2 separate regions of the Homo sapiens genome follow, and region 1 is linked to region 2. Evidence: chromatin contacts called from ENCODE Hi-C or POLR2A ChIA-PET data. All regions are on one chromosome and are shown on one strand. Each heading gives the region's core, a stretch centred on a gene start or an enhancer-like site at or near the end of the contact. The rest is flanking DNA. Distances are from core to core; before and after follow the strand shown. Region 1 holds the start of LINC01569 (long intergenic non-protein coding RNA 1569). Region 2 overlaps ADCY9 (adenylate cyclase 9).

Region 1 (7,092 bases), core at 3,915-6,414, 220 kb before region 2:
CCACGCCTGGCAAATTTTGTATTTTTAGTAGGCTTCTGGCCTCTGTTGAGGGGCTGGTCTCGAACTCCTGACGTCAGGTGATCCTCCCGTCTTGGCCTCCCAAAGTGTTGGGATTACAGGCGTGAGCCACTGCGCCTGGCTGATACATATAATATAATTTCTAAGCAGCACTGGGACTGTCATCTTCCCAGAATGGATTTTTCAACTTAACAGAGGGGTTTTGAAAGTTTGTTCCTGGGTCAGGCGTGGTGGCTTATGCCTGTAATCCCGGGACTTTTGGAGGTTGAGGCAGGAAGATTGCCTGAGGTCAGGAGTTCGAGATCAGCTTGGGCAACATAGCAAGAACCCCCTCGTCTCTACCAAAAATACAGAAGTTAGCTGGGGATGGTGGCGCACCCCTGTGGTTCCAGCTACTAGGGAGGGAGCAGTAGGAGGATCGCTGGAGCCCAGGAGTCTGACTGCAGTAAGCTATGATCATGCCACTGCACTCTAGCCTGGGTGATATAGCGAGAGCTTGTCTCCAAAAAAAAAGTAAAAGGAGTTTGTTTTTCCTGTACTCTAGCGGGCCTCCCCTGCTGCTTTGCCAGGCTTTTTTCTGGGCTATGTGTTTTGGGGGTGACAGTGGCTGGCTGAGAGCCCCCACTGTCTCCTGGCTGGCCATGTATCCCCGGCCGAGCCTTCTCAGTGGTTCGTCCCTGTCCAGGCAATCCAGCACATCGAGGGCACCCAGGAAAAGCAGGAGCTGGAGGAGGAGCAGCGGCGAGCTGTCATCGTGAAGCCTGTCCGCAGCTGCCCGGAGGCCCCCACCTCTGACACCGCCTCCGACTCCGAGGCCTCAGACAGTGACGCCATGGACCAGAGCCGGGAGGAGCCGTCGGGGGACGGGGAGCTTCCCTGACTACCCCCCCAGCCCTCCTCTCCCTTCTGGGGGCTGGAGGGAGCCGGGGCAGCCACAGGGAGAGACATGGGCGAATGAGTGAGAAATTTTTACAAAATTACGATGTCATTTGGGTCTCTTTTATGACCTCTTTTTCAATACTGTAAATCGACCTTTGAACGAAGCCACTCAACCCGAGGTCCCGGGGCTGGGGTGTCGCAGAGCGTGTGGGAGCATCGGCACCCCAGGGCGGGGCCTCGGCCCCGGGGGCTGGAGGAAGCTGACACGGAGATGCCTGGCCTCTCTCTGCCAAAAAGCATTTTTTCCTTTAAATATGTTTTTTAAGAACAGGGAAAATTAAACAAAACCCCAGGTTATTTCTTCCCTGCCCAGAGCCAGCCTGGGATTGTCAGCCTTCAATCCCCTTTCCTTCCTCTTTTTGGGTTTTCTTCTTTCTCCTTTAAGCACTTACATGGTTGGGGGTAAGACTAGGCTGGGGCATTCTGGGGGCCCGGAGGTCTCCGTTGCTTCTTGGTTGGGGTTTGCTGCTGCTGTGCCCCCCTCCCCCTTCCCCATCTCGGCACTAGAATTCGCCACTCTCCCACCCCCCAGCCCCCACCTCTGCCTCCAGGTCTCATCTTCCACCCCAAAAATGTCTGTCTCTCTCTTTTTGTTTTGTTTGTTGTTGGTTTTTTATTTCTTTTTGGTTTGCTTTCTGTTTTTGTTTTGTTTTTCTTTTTTTTCTTTCTTTTTTTTTTTTTTTTACAATTTTGAGGTCTTCGTGTTCAAGGAGAAGCTATTATATTTTGTTAAGAAAGTGGGGAGAAAAAAACCAAGAGGCCACCGTGCCTTTGTAAAGAAACAAAATAAAGTTTGTACTTTGTTTTTTAGATTCTGAGTCTCCTGGGTGTGGGCTGGCCTGAAGACCAGGGCAGGGCTACCCCATCTAGAGTAGGGGGGCTCCTTGGGCCCCCCAAAGCGGACTGGGTGTGTGTGAGCACAGTTACTCCCTCAGCTTGTGTGTGGTGTTGCGATGAAAAATTGGGGTCCTCAGTTTCCCTGGGATGACCCTGGGTATTCTGTAAAGATGGAAGATGGTGTTGAGGCTGGGGAGTGGCTCTTTGGTGGGCGGCAAGGAGAGAAGGACAACCAAGCCACCGATTCCGAAAACCTGGGAAAGGACACAGGTGTTCAGGGGCCCTGCTTGGTCCCTACGCTTTGGTTAATCCCTAGGTTTTGCCACTTCCTGGGCTTCTGTAACTTCTCTGAGCCTCATCCTCTCCTCCCCTAGGAGGGGAACCCCACCCCCTCCAACCGCACCCCCCCAGCACCCCCCTGCCCCCCCGTGGTGTGGTGTTTAAGTGCTAAGATCCTGGAATTGGTCTGCCAGAGGTCAGTTCCCCCTCTGACAAACCGCTTCCTCTGAGCCTCAATTTCTTCTTCTAAAAATTGGCGATAATAACGGCACAAGGACATTGCATCCTATTGGGGATTGGCATGGTCCTTTATTTCGAGACAGAGTCTCTGTCTCCCAGTCTGGAGTGCAGTGGCGTGATCTCGGCTCACTGCATCCTCTATCTCCTGGGTTCAAGCAATCTTCTTGCCTCAGCCTCTCAAGTAGCTGGGACTACGGGAGTGCACCACCATGCCCAGCTAATTTTTGTATTTTTAGTAGAGACAGGGTTTCACCATGTTGACCAGGCTGGTCTTGAACTCCTGACCTCAAGTGATCCGCCTACCTCGGCCTCCCAAAGTTCTGGGATTAAAGGGATGAGCCACCATGCCTGGCTATTTTTAAATTTTTATTATTATTTTTTGGTGTGAGATGGGGTCCTGCTCTGTCGCCCAGGCTGCAGTGCAGTGTTTTGATCACAGTTCACTGCATCCTTGACCTCCTGGTCTCAAGTGATCCTCCCACCTCAGCCTCCCTAGTAGCTAGGACTACAGGCCTGTACCACAAAGCCTGGCTAATTTTTTTTTTTTTTTTTTTTTTTGAGATGGAGTCTTGCTGTGTCACCCAGGCTGGAATGCAATGGCACGATCTTGGCTCACTGGAACCTCTGCCTCACAGGTTCAAGCGATTCTCCTGCCTCAACCTCCTGAGTAGCTGGGACTACAGGCACCCACCATCATGCCCAGCTAATTTTTGTATTGTTAGTAGAGATGGGGTTTCACCATGTTGGCCAGGCTGGTCTTGAACTCCTGACCTCAGGTGATCCACCCACCTTGGCCTCCCAAAGTCCTGGGATTACAGGTGTGAGCCACCGTGCCTGGCCTGGGCCCGGCTGACTTTTTTATATTTTATTGTAGAGGCAGGGTTTTGCCATGTTGCCCAGGCTAGGCCATGGTCCTTTAAATCCTTCACTCTTCCGTGACCAGAGATCGATTTACACCGTGGTCCCCTCCTATGCCTCATGCTCACAGTGCTGGGTGCTTGGGGACTGAGGCCAGAGCAGAAGGCAGAATCACAGCTCACCCCACGATGACAGTGGACACGAACTCTTCACAGAAAGGCAGGAGTCTGCAGGTTTTCTTGGAATTTTACAGTGAACAATTCAATGGCACTTCATACATTCACAGTGTTACACAGCCTACCTGGTTCCAAAACATGTCCGTCACTCCAAAATGACTCCATGAAGCAGTCACTCCTTCCCCCTCCTCCCAGTCTCCAGCAACCACCTGCTTTCTGGTTTTAATATCTTTTTTAAAAAATTAAAGTAGTTGGCTGGGCGTGGTGGCTCACACCTGTAATCCCAGCACTTTGGGAGGCCGAGGCGGGTGGATCACATGAGGTCAGGAGTTCAAGACCAGCCTGGCCAACATGGTGAAACCCCAACTCTACTAAAATACAAAAATTAGGCTGGGCACAGTAGTGGTTCACGCCTGTAATCCCAGCAGTTTGAGAGGCCGAGGTGGGCGGATCACTTGAGGTCAGGAGTTTGAGACCAGCCTGGCCAACATGGTGGAACCCCGTCTCTACTAAAAATACAAAAATTAGCCTGGCATGGTGGCGAATGCCAGTAACTGTGGTCCCAGCTACTGGTGAGGCTGAGGCAGGAGAATCACTTGCACCGGGGAGGTGGAGGTTGCAGTGAGCTGAGATTGTGCCACTGCACTCCAGCCTGGGTGACAGGGCGACACTCCATCTTAAAAAATAAATAAATAAATAAATAATTTTTAAAAATGAAAGTAGTTACATTTAGTAGAAGTCACACTTTCTGATTTTTGGTTTTGCGTGTTTCCTACACGCAAATGCATAGTTTCCTACCCACCACTATGATCAAGATATGATTTAAAGAAAAAATAAAACAGGCCGGGTACGGTGGCTCACGCCTGTAATTCCAGCACTTTGGGAGGCCAAGGTGGGCGGATCACCTGAAGTCGGGAGTTCGACAGCAGCCTGACCAACATGGAGAAACCTTGTCTCTACTAAAAATACAAAATTAACCGGGCGTGGTGGCGCATGCCTGTAATCCCAGCTACTCGGGAGGCTAAGACACGAGAATCGCTTGAACCCAGGCGGCGGAGGTTGCGGTGGGCCGAGATCGCGCCATTGCACTCCAGCCTGGGCAACAAGAGCGAAACTGTCTCAAAAATAAATAAATAGATAAATAATAAATAAAACCAAAGCAAAATAAAAAAGATATGAATTAGTTCCTTCATTTCCAATGCCCCCCATGCCTCTTGGTGGTCAACCCAGCCCCTAGGAGCCACTGATCTATGTTGCCATAGTCTTACCTGTGACATGTCATAGAAATGGGATAACCCTGCCTTTTGAGCCTGGCTTCTTTGCACTGCAGCCAATTTTCTCTTGCTGAGATTATCCAGCTAAATTTACATAGGATCTGGCCCGGCACAGCGACCCCTTTCGGCCAGGTGCGAAACGGCAGGCCCGACGGTCCCCACGCAGCTCCTAAGAGGATCAACAGAGGGCGCAGTGCGCCCGGAACGCCCAGCCCCTGCGAAAGCGGAGGCTCCTCTCTCGGTCCCTGCGGGACAGCTCAGTTCTCATAGGCCAGAGGCGTGGCTTGGGGGCGGGCCAGGGGAATCCCACCTCCCCTTGCATGCTCAAGCGCGCCGGGCGATGGTAGGCGGTCTCACCCGCAGGCGGTGGAAGTCAGGGGCGCGGCTGCGGCCCCGCCCCTTCCCGGACTCGCCCCGCCCGTCCCCTCGCCGCGCATGTTCCCAGACGCCTCAGGCCATGGCGCGCGCGCTCCCGCCAGCACGCACGTCTGGCCCCGCCCCCGCGCCTGGCGCCCGCGCGCTCTCTCGCACGATCTGCTCCCGGACTCCTTCAGCGCGCTGCCTGCCTGCCCAGGGCCTTCCCGGAGAGCAGGTGACGGCGGCCTCCGGGCATGGAGCTCGCGCTGACGAAAGGTTCTGGAAGCCGCCGTAAAAAGTAATCAAGAAACGGGTGACAGGACTTTTCGTAAGACATTTAATTTTTACCCAGAGTATCCGAAACATTGCCGTGTCAATCTCAGTGCGATGGGAGACTGCCGGCCCCAAGGAGCTGCTCGTCCTTCTGCCGAGTTCCGGCCCGGACCCGCGGAGGAGGAGACCGCCGCGCCGGAGCTCGGACCTGACGTTTTTGTGAAGCACAGGGGGCGTGGGAGGGACCGGATCAATGCGGCACTCAACAAAACCTGTTTTTAAAAGAGTCGTGCTGTGTCGCCCAGGCTGGAGTGCAGTGACGCGATCTCGGCTCACTGCAGCCTCCACCTTCCGGGCTCAAGCGAGCCTCCCGCCTCAGCCTCCTGAGTAGCTGGGATTACAGGCACACACCTCCAGCTCGGCTGTTTTATTTATTTATTTTTTTTTTGAGACGTAATTTAGCTCATGTTGACCAGGCTGGAGTGCAGTGGCGCGATCTGGGCTCACCGCAACCCCCGCCTCCCGGGTTCAAGCGATTTTCCGCCTCAGCCTCCTGAGTAGCTGGGGTTGCAGGCATGCGCCACCACGCCCGGCTAATTTTGTACTTATAGTAGAGACGGGGTTTCTCCATGTTGGTCAGGCTGGTCTCGAACTCCCGACCTCAGGTGCTCCGCCCGCCTTGGCCTCCCAAAGTGCTGGGATTACAGGCGTGAGCCACCTCTCCAGGGCCAAAAGCCTTTTATTGGAGTACTGGGTAACACATTCAGAAGAGGGTGCATAGCTTAGGCGCTCCGTGAATTTTCACAAACTGAACATACACCCAGGTAGCCAACACCCCCAGCAAGCCCCAGAATCCCCTCATGCTTGCTTTCTGCCACTATCAAGCAGTTTGCTTTCTTTCAGATTTTTAAGTTTTGAAATAATTATTGAAATGTACAGGGAGAAGTCTGGGTTGGTGGTTCTAACCTGTAGTCTCAGCTACTAGAGAGGCTGAAGGGGGAAGATGGCTTTAGCCCTGGATTTCTAGACTAGCCTGGACAACATAGCAAGACCTCATCTCTATTTGTTTTTGAGACAGAGCCTCGGTCTGTCACCCATGCTGGAGCGCAGTGGACCTCCGCCTCCCGGGTTCAAGTGATTCTTCTTTCTCAGCCTCCCGAGTTATTTGGGATTACAGGTGTGCGCCACCACGCCCAGCTAATTTTTTTGTATTTTTAGTAGAGACGGGTTTCACCATGTTGGCCAGGCTGGTCTTAAACTTCTGACTTAAGGTGATCTGCCCGTCTCGGCCTCCCAAAGTGCTGGGATTACGACGTCAGCCACTGCTCTTGGCCTATCTTTTTTTTTTTTTTTTTTTTTAAAAGAAAGAGATGTATAGGGAGATCACCCAGTATCCCTCAGTGTTAACATCTTGCATAGCTACAGTTAGCATAGAAGCCAGGTAATTGACATTGGTACTGTACATGGGACTTACTCAGATTTACACGTTTTTTAATGTTTTATGTGTATGTAGTTCTCTATTCTCTACCATTTTTATGAGAGTTCCAGTTGCCTTGCATTCCCACCAGCACTTAGTATTGTCAGATTTATCATTATTTAGGTATTCTGGTAGGTGTATGGTGGAATCTCACCATAGTTTTAATTTCTTCTCTTTTTTTAAAAAATAGGAACAAGGTCTCACCATGCTGCCCAAGCTGGTCTGAAAACTCTTGTCCTCAGGCAGTCCTCCCACCTCGGCCTCCCAAAGATCTGAGATTACAGGCATGAGCCACCACACCTGGCCTTGGTTTTAATTCCTGTCACAGTATATTAGTTTTCGCTGTTGTGTATTGATTGATTGA
Region 2 (7,504 bases), core at 1,020-3,519:
ACTGCCTCTGTCTACCAAAATAGTCAACCCAAAGCAATTATCACATTCCTGGGAGGATGGCAGAGATTAGTGCCACCATCAGGGACTTGAAAGATGCAAGGGTGGTGATCGTGTCACATCTCCGTTTAATCCATATTTGGCTTGTCTAGAAGACGGATGGATCTTAGAGAATGACAGCAGGTTGTCATAAACTTAAACTAGGCGGTGACTGCAGTTACAGCTGCTGTGCCAGATGTGTTTTTGTTGCTGGAACAAATCAACACATTTCCTGGTACCTGGTATGCGGTGAGTGTCTTCTCCTTCTCTACCTGGTAGTAAAGATGACCAGAAGGGTCTTGCTTCCAGCCGGCAAGGTCCACAGCCCGCCTTCATAGTTACACTTCAGGGGTCTGTCAGCTACCAGCCTTATGTTATCACTTCAGTCTCCTTCTTCATTCCATGGGGTGCCAACGGATAACCACTCAGATAGAATGTAAAAGGACTTTGGGCCAGGTGCAGTGGCTCATGCCTGTAATCCCAGCGCTTTGGGAGGCTGAGGTAGGCAGATCACTTGAGGTCAGGAGTTTGACACCAGCCTGGCCAATATGGTGAAACCCCATCTAATAAACCCCTACTAATAATACAAAAATTAGCTGGGCCTGGTGGCAGGTGCCTGTAATCCCAGCTACTCAGGAGGCTGAGGCAGGAGAAACTCTTGAACCTGGGAGGCGGAGGTTGCAGTGAGCCGAAATCGTACCAGTGCACTCCAGCCTGGGTGACAGAGTGAGACCTTGTCTCAAAAAAAGTTCATAAAAGGACTTTGGCTCCTCTTCTGGGGAGAGGGTTAGCATGGTTTTGGTTGTAAGACGGATAGTAGCATTATATGGCATGGAAGCCTAGTTGCTATTTACTTGATTTGGAAGTTAAGTACGGTTGAAAAGAGGAGTAGATATGGACACCAAGTTGACAAGGGGTACGTGTAGTGAGTTCGTTTTGCGTCACCTTGGCTAAGTTGGAGCTCTGTATGTAACTTGAGCCACAAGAGACCATTTGTGTAAGACCGAGAAGGCAGAGGGGACACAGCAGCCACATGCACTGTGGCTCATGCACGTGGTCTCTGATCTGCAGGCTCACCTTGTTGGCGCACGGCAGCCATCAGGCCTGTACCTCTTCTGAAACCCACCAAATCTTTCGTTGTTCCCCTCATCTGCGTATGTGGCAGACAGTTTTTCTATGTTTTCAGGCAATTGTTGAGCAAATAATAATAGAATTTTTGAACAGGCCAGCATCGGTGCTAATATGTGCCAGGCACAGATCTGAGCCCTTTAGAGTATTTACTCATTTAATCCTCAAAACCCTGTAAAGTCACTGATGTTGCCATAATCTGTCAGACTCAGAAACTGAGGCACAAAGAGGTTAAGTAATTGCTTAAGCCTTCACAGGAATTGGGATCTGAACCCAGGCATTTTGGTGTCGAGTCCATGAACTGACGAAGAACATAGATAACTGTTGTCAGCTTGTCAAGGCTCATGCCTGTAATCCCAGCACTTTGGGAGGCCGAGGCGGGTGGATCACAAGGTCAGGAGATTGAGACCATCCTGGCCACCATGGTGAAACCCTATCTCTACTAAATCATAAAAAATTAGCGTCTGTAGTCCCAGCTACTCAGGAGGCTGAGGCAGGGGAGTCGCTTGAACCTCGGTGGTGGAAGTTGCAGTGAGCCAAGATTACACCACTGCACTCTGGCCTGGCGACAGAGCAAGACTCCGTCTCAAAAAAAAAAAAAAAAAAAATTACTTCAAGGAGAGACTGCTGAGGGTTCCTCTGTCTCCTGTGTGGATGGAATTTGGCCTCCATTTGGAATCGGGAATCTTGCATATTTAGTTCTGCAGTATTACGTGAATCTACGGAAGCAACTCATTTGGAATTAGATTCCAAGCCGTTATAAATAATAAATTTTTTGTCTCTGTCATTTTTGTAGTAACAGCAAGAGAAAAGAATTTAGGACCAAAACTTATGAGAGTTTTAAATATTTTTTGCTAAGTGCTTATATGTGATTTATGGGAAAATCATAATTTTTACCCTGGAAGGCAGCCTTACTCATAAAGAATGGCCATCTTGTAGCACCTCCAGGACATCAGTCTGAAGTCTAAGTTAGGTGTGTTTGCACAGCAACCAAATGGTGAGAGCATTTAGCAGCTGGGGGACGGCGGCATTGTTGTGATTGGGTTGCCACGTGGTGGGGCGGGTGAGGGACGGCAGCAGAGCCTTGGCAGAGCGGAGCTGTGTGGCCGACGGCTTCCTCTTTCTTCCTCCAGCGTGCGATTATAACTTGTTGCTCATGCACCGGCATGCAGCTCTGTTTGCTCAGTCTGTTTTTCTGTAAAGTCTCTTTTTAAAAAAGTATATGATACAGGCTGGGCACGGTGGCTCATGCCTGTAATCCGAGCACTTTGGGAAGCCAAGGCAGGTGGATCACTTGAGGTCAGGAGTTCAAGACCAGCCTGGCCAACATGGTGAAACCTCACCTGTACTAAAAATACAAAAAATTAGCCGGGCATGGTGGTGGGCACCTGTAATCCCAGCTACATGGGAGGCTGAGGCACGAGAATCTCTTGAACCAGGGAGGCAGAGGTTGCAGTGAGCCGAGATCTCACCATTGCACTCCAGCCTGGGCAACAAGAGCAAAACTCCATCTCAAAAAAAAAAAAAAATTGTGTGATATAGATGGAAGACCACGTAAAATAAATGTACAATCTGATTGTTATAAGGTGACCGCCTTTGCATATCTACCAGGCAGGTTGCAGGAGAGCACAGCCAGCCACCCAGCAGCCGTCCTGCCCTCCACCTGCCGCAGGGGGCCAGATCTTGCCATTCCTGGTGGTCCCGTCTCTGCTCTTCTTGGTTTTCTTTCTTTCGTTCTTTCTTTTTTTTTTTGAGATGGAGTCTTGCTCTGTTGCCCAGGCTGGAGTGCAGTGGTGCCATCTCTGCTCACCACAACCTCCACCTGCTGGGTTCAAGCAATTCTATTGCCTCAGCCTCCCGAGTAGCTGGGATTACAGGCACGGGCCACCATGCCTGGCTAATTTTTGTATTTTTAGTAGAGATGGGGTTTCACCATGTTGGCCAGGCTGGTCTCGAACTCCTGACCCTGTGATCTGCCCGGCTCGGCCTCCCAAAGTGCTGGGGAGGTGTGAGCCACTGCGCCCGGACTTTTTGGTTTTCTTATCCAACTGTGAGTCCTTCAACACTTGGCGTCGGGTGTTTGGCTTGTCTGTTTTTTGGCTTGCTTTTGCTTTTTTCTCCAACTTTTAATTTAATTTTAATTAATTAATTTTATTTATTTATTGAGACAGGGTCTCAGTCTGTCACTCAGGCTGGAGTGTAGTGGCACGATGATGGCTCACCTCTGCCTCGACCTCCCAGGCTCAGATGATCCTCTCACCTCTGCCCCCTGAGGAACTGGAACTACAGGTGTGCACCACCATGCCTGATTAATTTTTGTATTAGCCAGTGGTTTCGCCATGTTACCCAGGCTGGTCTCAAACTCCTGGGCTCAAACAATCCACCCGCCTCGGCCTCCCAAAGTGCTGCGATTCCAGGTGTGAGCTACTGTGCCTGGCCTTCGCAACTTTTCATTTTGATAAATTTCAAACCTACAGAAAAGTTGAAATAATAGTATAATGAACACTAATATCCCACTTCACCTGATTGACCCGTGGTTAACATTTTGCCAAATTTCTTTGGCTGTCTCAGTGTAGGTGTGTATATATGTATGTGTGAATATAATTATACACACATTTGTGCAAGAACCCTGAATGGGATATAATACAGTACACACATATGTATGTGCATATGTGTATGTGTGTGTATCTATATTTGTCCTCTTTTTTCTTTGCTGAGCCATTGAACCGTTAACTGACTAAATTGCAGACATTGTGGCCCTGCACCCTTAAATTCTTCAGCATGTATCTCCTATGAACAAGGACATTCTCCTGTACAGACAAAACAAATTATCCTACTCAAGAAATATAACATTGACAGAATACTCTTATAAAATATATAGTTCATGTTCAAATTTCCCCAGCATCTAACAGTATCCTTTAGAGCTTTTATGGTGTTCATCCAGGATCCAATCAGGGATGATCTTTTCCTAAAAGAGGACACTCAAGATCTAGATCTAGAACAGTTCCGCACATTTTTTTTTCTTTACTGCTATTGGCATTTTTGAAGAGTTTGGTTTCCTGTTTCTTAAAATAAATTTTGCATTGAAGTGTAATATGCATACATAAAATGCATAAGTGTACAGTTTGAAGAATTATCACAAAAGGAACACATCCACTAAACCAGCACCCAGATGAAACAGAATATCCCAGAAGCCTCCCTCGTGTCCCTCCCAACGCTACCCACTTCCTCCTTCTAAAGGTAACCATGTCCTGACTTCTGGCACCATAAATTGCGTTTGCCTGTGTTTGAATTTCGTACAAATGGAACCTGCAGTGTGTATTCTTTTTTTTTTTTTGAGACCGAGTTTTGCTGTTGTTGCCCAGGCTGGAGCGCGATGCCATGACCTCGACTCACTGCAACCTCCACCTCCCAGGTTCAAGTGATTCTCCTGCCTCAGCTTCCTGAGGAGCTGGGACTACAGGCACCCACCACCATGCCTGGCTGATTTTTTGTATTTTTAGTAGAGACGGGGTTTCACCATGTTGGCCAGGTTGGTCTCAAACTCCTGACCTCAGGTAATCCACCCGCCTAGGCCTCCCAAAGTGCTGGGATTACGGACTTGAGCCACTGCCCCTGGTCAGTATATATTCTTTTGTGGCTGCCTCTGTCACTCAGTGTAAAGTTTGTGAGCTTCATTCCTGTTGCCTGTTGCTTACGCTGGGGTTCCTTCATCGTCACTGCTGTTGTGCCTTCTCGGTCATATCACAACGTATCCATCGATCCTCCTCTTGATGGATACATGGGTTGTTTCTGGGCTTTGACTTTTACAATAATCCCTGTGAATACTTACGTACTGTATCCTGGTGCACACTTGCATGCATTTCTTTGGCCGAAATCAATGTCTAGAAGGGGAATTATTGAGCCATAGAGTGTGAGTGTCTTCAACTTCCATCGGTAATACCGACTTGTTTTACAAATGGTGATAACAAATGGTGATAACATTGTTATCACCTCATACCCGTCAGCAGAGTATGAGGGTTCCTGTGGGTGGCTCTGCATCCTCACCAGCGCTTGTCACTCTGTTGAATTGCAGCCACTCTGGTGGGTGGGTGCAGTTTCTTTTGGTAATTTTCATTTGTGATTCTGTATTTGATTTGCAGTTCCCTGGCTGAGTGTCTTTTCATATGTCTGCTGGCCACCTGGGTTGGCTCTTCAGTGAAGTGCCTGTTCAGCTTTCTTACACATTTTTCTACTGAGTGGTCTGGTTTTGTTTTCTTATTGTTGGGCTTGTTTTGTTTTGTTTTGTATTGTCTTGAGACAGAGTCTCACTCTGTCGCCCAGGCTGGAGTGCAGTGGCACAATCTCGGCTCATTGCAACCTCCACCTCCCGGGTTCAACATTCTTTTGCCTCAGTCTCCCCAGTAGCTGGGATTACAGGCACGTGCCACCTCACCCAGCTAATTTTTGTATTTTTAGTAGAGATGGGGTTTCACCATGTTGGCCAGGCTGCTCTTCAACTCCCGACCTCGGGTGGTCCACCAACCTTGGCCTCCTAAAGTGCTGAGATTACATGTGTGAGCCCCCGGGCCTGGCCTCTTACTGATTTTGAGGAGTTCTTTATATTCAGGCTACCAGCCCTTTGTCAGTTATATGTGAGGCAAATACCTTCTCCCACTCTAGTTTTGCCTTTTTACTACGAAATTGCCATTTTTGTAGATCGAAATGGTCAAATATTGGCAATTGGCATATGGTTCAGCCTACCATAAAATTGATCCACTTTTTTTCTTTGTTAGGTGAGGACTTTTTTTGTCCTATTTCTCTACTTCTGAGGTCATGAAACTATAATATTATTTCCTAGATACTCTATTGTTTCACTTTTCAGATTTATGTCTATAATCCACGTGAAATGTGAACTGATATTTTTTGTGTACACTATGAGGTAGGGATCAAGTTTTACTTTAAAAAATATATAGCTAGGCCGGGCGCAGTGGCTCACGTCTGTAATCCCAGCACTTTGGGAGGCCGAGGAGGGTGGATCACGAGGTGAGGAGTTCGAGACCAGCCTGACCAAGATGGTGAAACCCCGTCTCTACTAAAAATACGAAAATTAGCCGCGTGCAGTGGCAGGTGCCTGTAGTCCTAGCTACTCAAGAGACTGAGGCAGGAGAATTGCTTGAACCCGGGAGGCAGAGGTTGCAGTGAGCCGAGATCGCGCCACTGCACTCTAGCTTGGGTGACAGAGCAAGACTCCATCTCAAAGAAAAAAAAAAGAAAAAAAGAAAATAGATAACGAATTGAGCACTTTTTATTAAAGACAGTTTTACTAAGGTATCATTTGCACACTATGAAGCTCAGCTGTGAAAAGTATACAATTTTATTTTTAGAAAATTTAGGGTATCATCTGGTTTTAGAACATTTCCATCATCCCATGAGGTCCATCATATCTGGTTTCAGGCAATACCTGCTTCCAGTCCCAAACCACAAATCTACTTTCTGTGTCTATAGATTTGCTTTTTCTAGACATTTCATATAATTGGAATCATGCACTATTGTAGTCTTTTGTAGCTGACTTCTCAATTAGCTTATTGTTTTTGAGGTTCTTCTGTATTGTAGCACAGATCAAGTATTTAGGTCCTTTTTCGTGAGTTAAATTCGGTGGTGTGGATATATCACAGTGTGTCCATCCATTCACCAGCTGCTGGACACGTGGATTATTCCCACGTCTTGGCTGTAATAAACAGAGCTGCTCTGAACATCGCTTGCAAGTCTTAGTTGTTTCCATTTCTCGTGAGTAGAGGCTTGGATTGGAATTGCAAGATTGTATGGTAACGTATAATTTTATTTTGCTAATTATCATTTGTGAACTGACTTTTTTCTCTTGCTATACGGTTCTAAGGATCATAACACATGTATAGGTTTTGTAGCCACCAGTACAATCAGGATACAGAACAGTTTAATCACCCCCCAAAAATCTTTCCCAAGGGTTGACCTTTTAATATGATTTGGCTGTGTCCCCACCCAAATCTCATCTTGAATTGTGACTCCCACAATTCCCACATGTTGTGGGAGGGACCCAGTGGGAGGTAATTGAATCGTGGGGGCAGGTCATTCCCATGCTGTTCTCGTGATAGTGAATAAGTCTCACGAGATCTGATGGGTTTTTTTTCTTTTTTTTTTTTTTGAAACGGAATTTTGCTCTTGTCACCCAGGCTGGAGTGCAATGGCATGATCTTGGCTCACCACAACCTCTGCCTCCTGGGTTCAAGCGATTCTCCTGCCTCAGCCTCCCAAGTAGCTGGGATTACAGGCATGGACCACCACACCCAGCTAATTTTTGTTTTACTAGTAGAGATGGGGT

What was found. Hi-C counts contacts between places; a loop is a spot of excess contacts on that map. ChIA-PET counts read pairs that join two places held with the same protein, here RNA polymerase II (POLR2A). Pooled maps may share reads with other maps.
Region 1: a loop to region 2 is called in a pooled map, with 2.8 times the contacts of the local background. The contact joins the promoter of LINC01569 here to the enhancer-like site in region 2. A Hi-C loop is called at or near these places in 2 of 50 pooled maps. POLR2A ChIA-PET finds 5 or more read pairs at or near these places in 2 of 52 experiments (A673 and activated CD8-positive, alpha-beta memory T cell).

Annotation. Positions count from the first base shown.
Region 1 is chr16:4,251,861-4,258,952 of GRCh38, reverse strand. It overlaps LINC01569 (long intergenic non-protein coding RNA 1569), which reads left to right and starts at 5,164. Exons shown (of 3, transcript NR_039999.1): 1 at 5,164-5,306; 2 at 6,919-7,092. It overlaps TFAP4 (transcription factor AP-4), which reads left to right. Exons shown (of 7, transcript NM_003223.3): 7 at 704-1,767. The coding sequence ends at 898. RefSeq lists a silencer at 4,896-5,155 and enhancers at 5,386-5,595, 5,660-6,282.
Region 2 is chr16:4,027,701-4,035,204 of GRCh38, reverse strand. All of the region lies in intron 2 of ADCY9 (adenylate cyclase 9), which reads left to right. Among named protein-coding and RNA genes, the nearest start is that of TRIDDENT, 81 kb to the right of the region's middle. Within about 2 kb of position 2,269, at least 6 of the 41 ENCODE cell types and tissues checked have a DNase peak (open chromatin) inside an H3K27ac peak, as active enhancers do.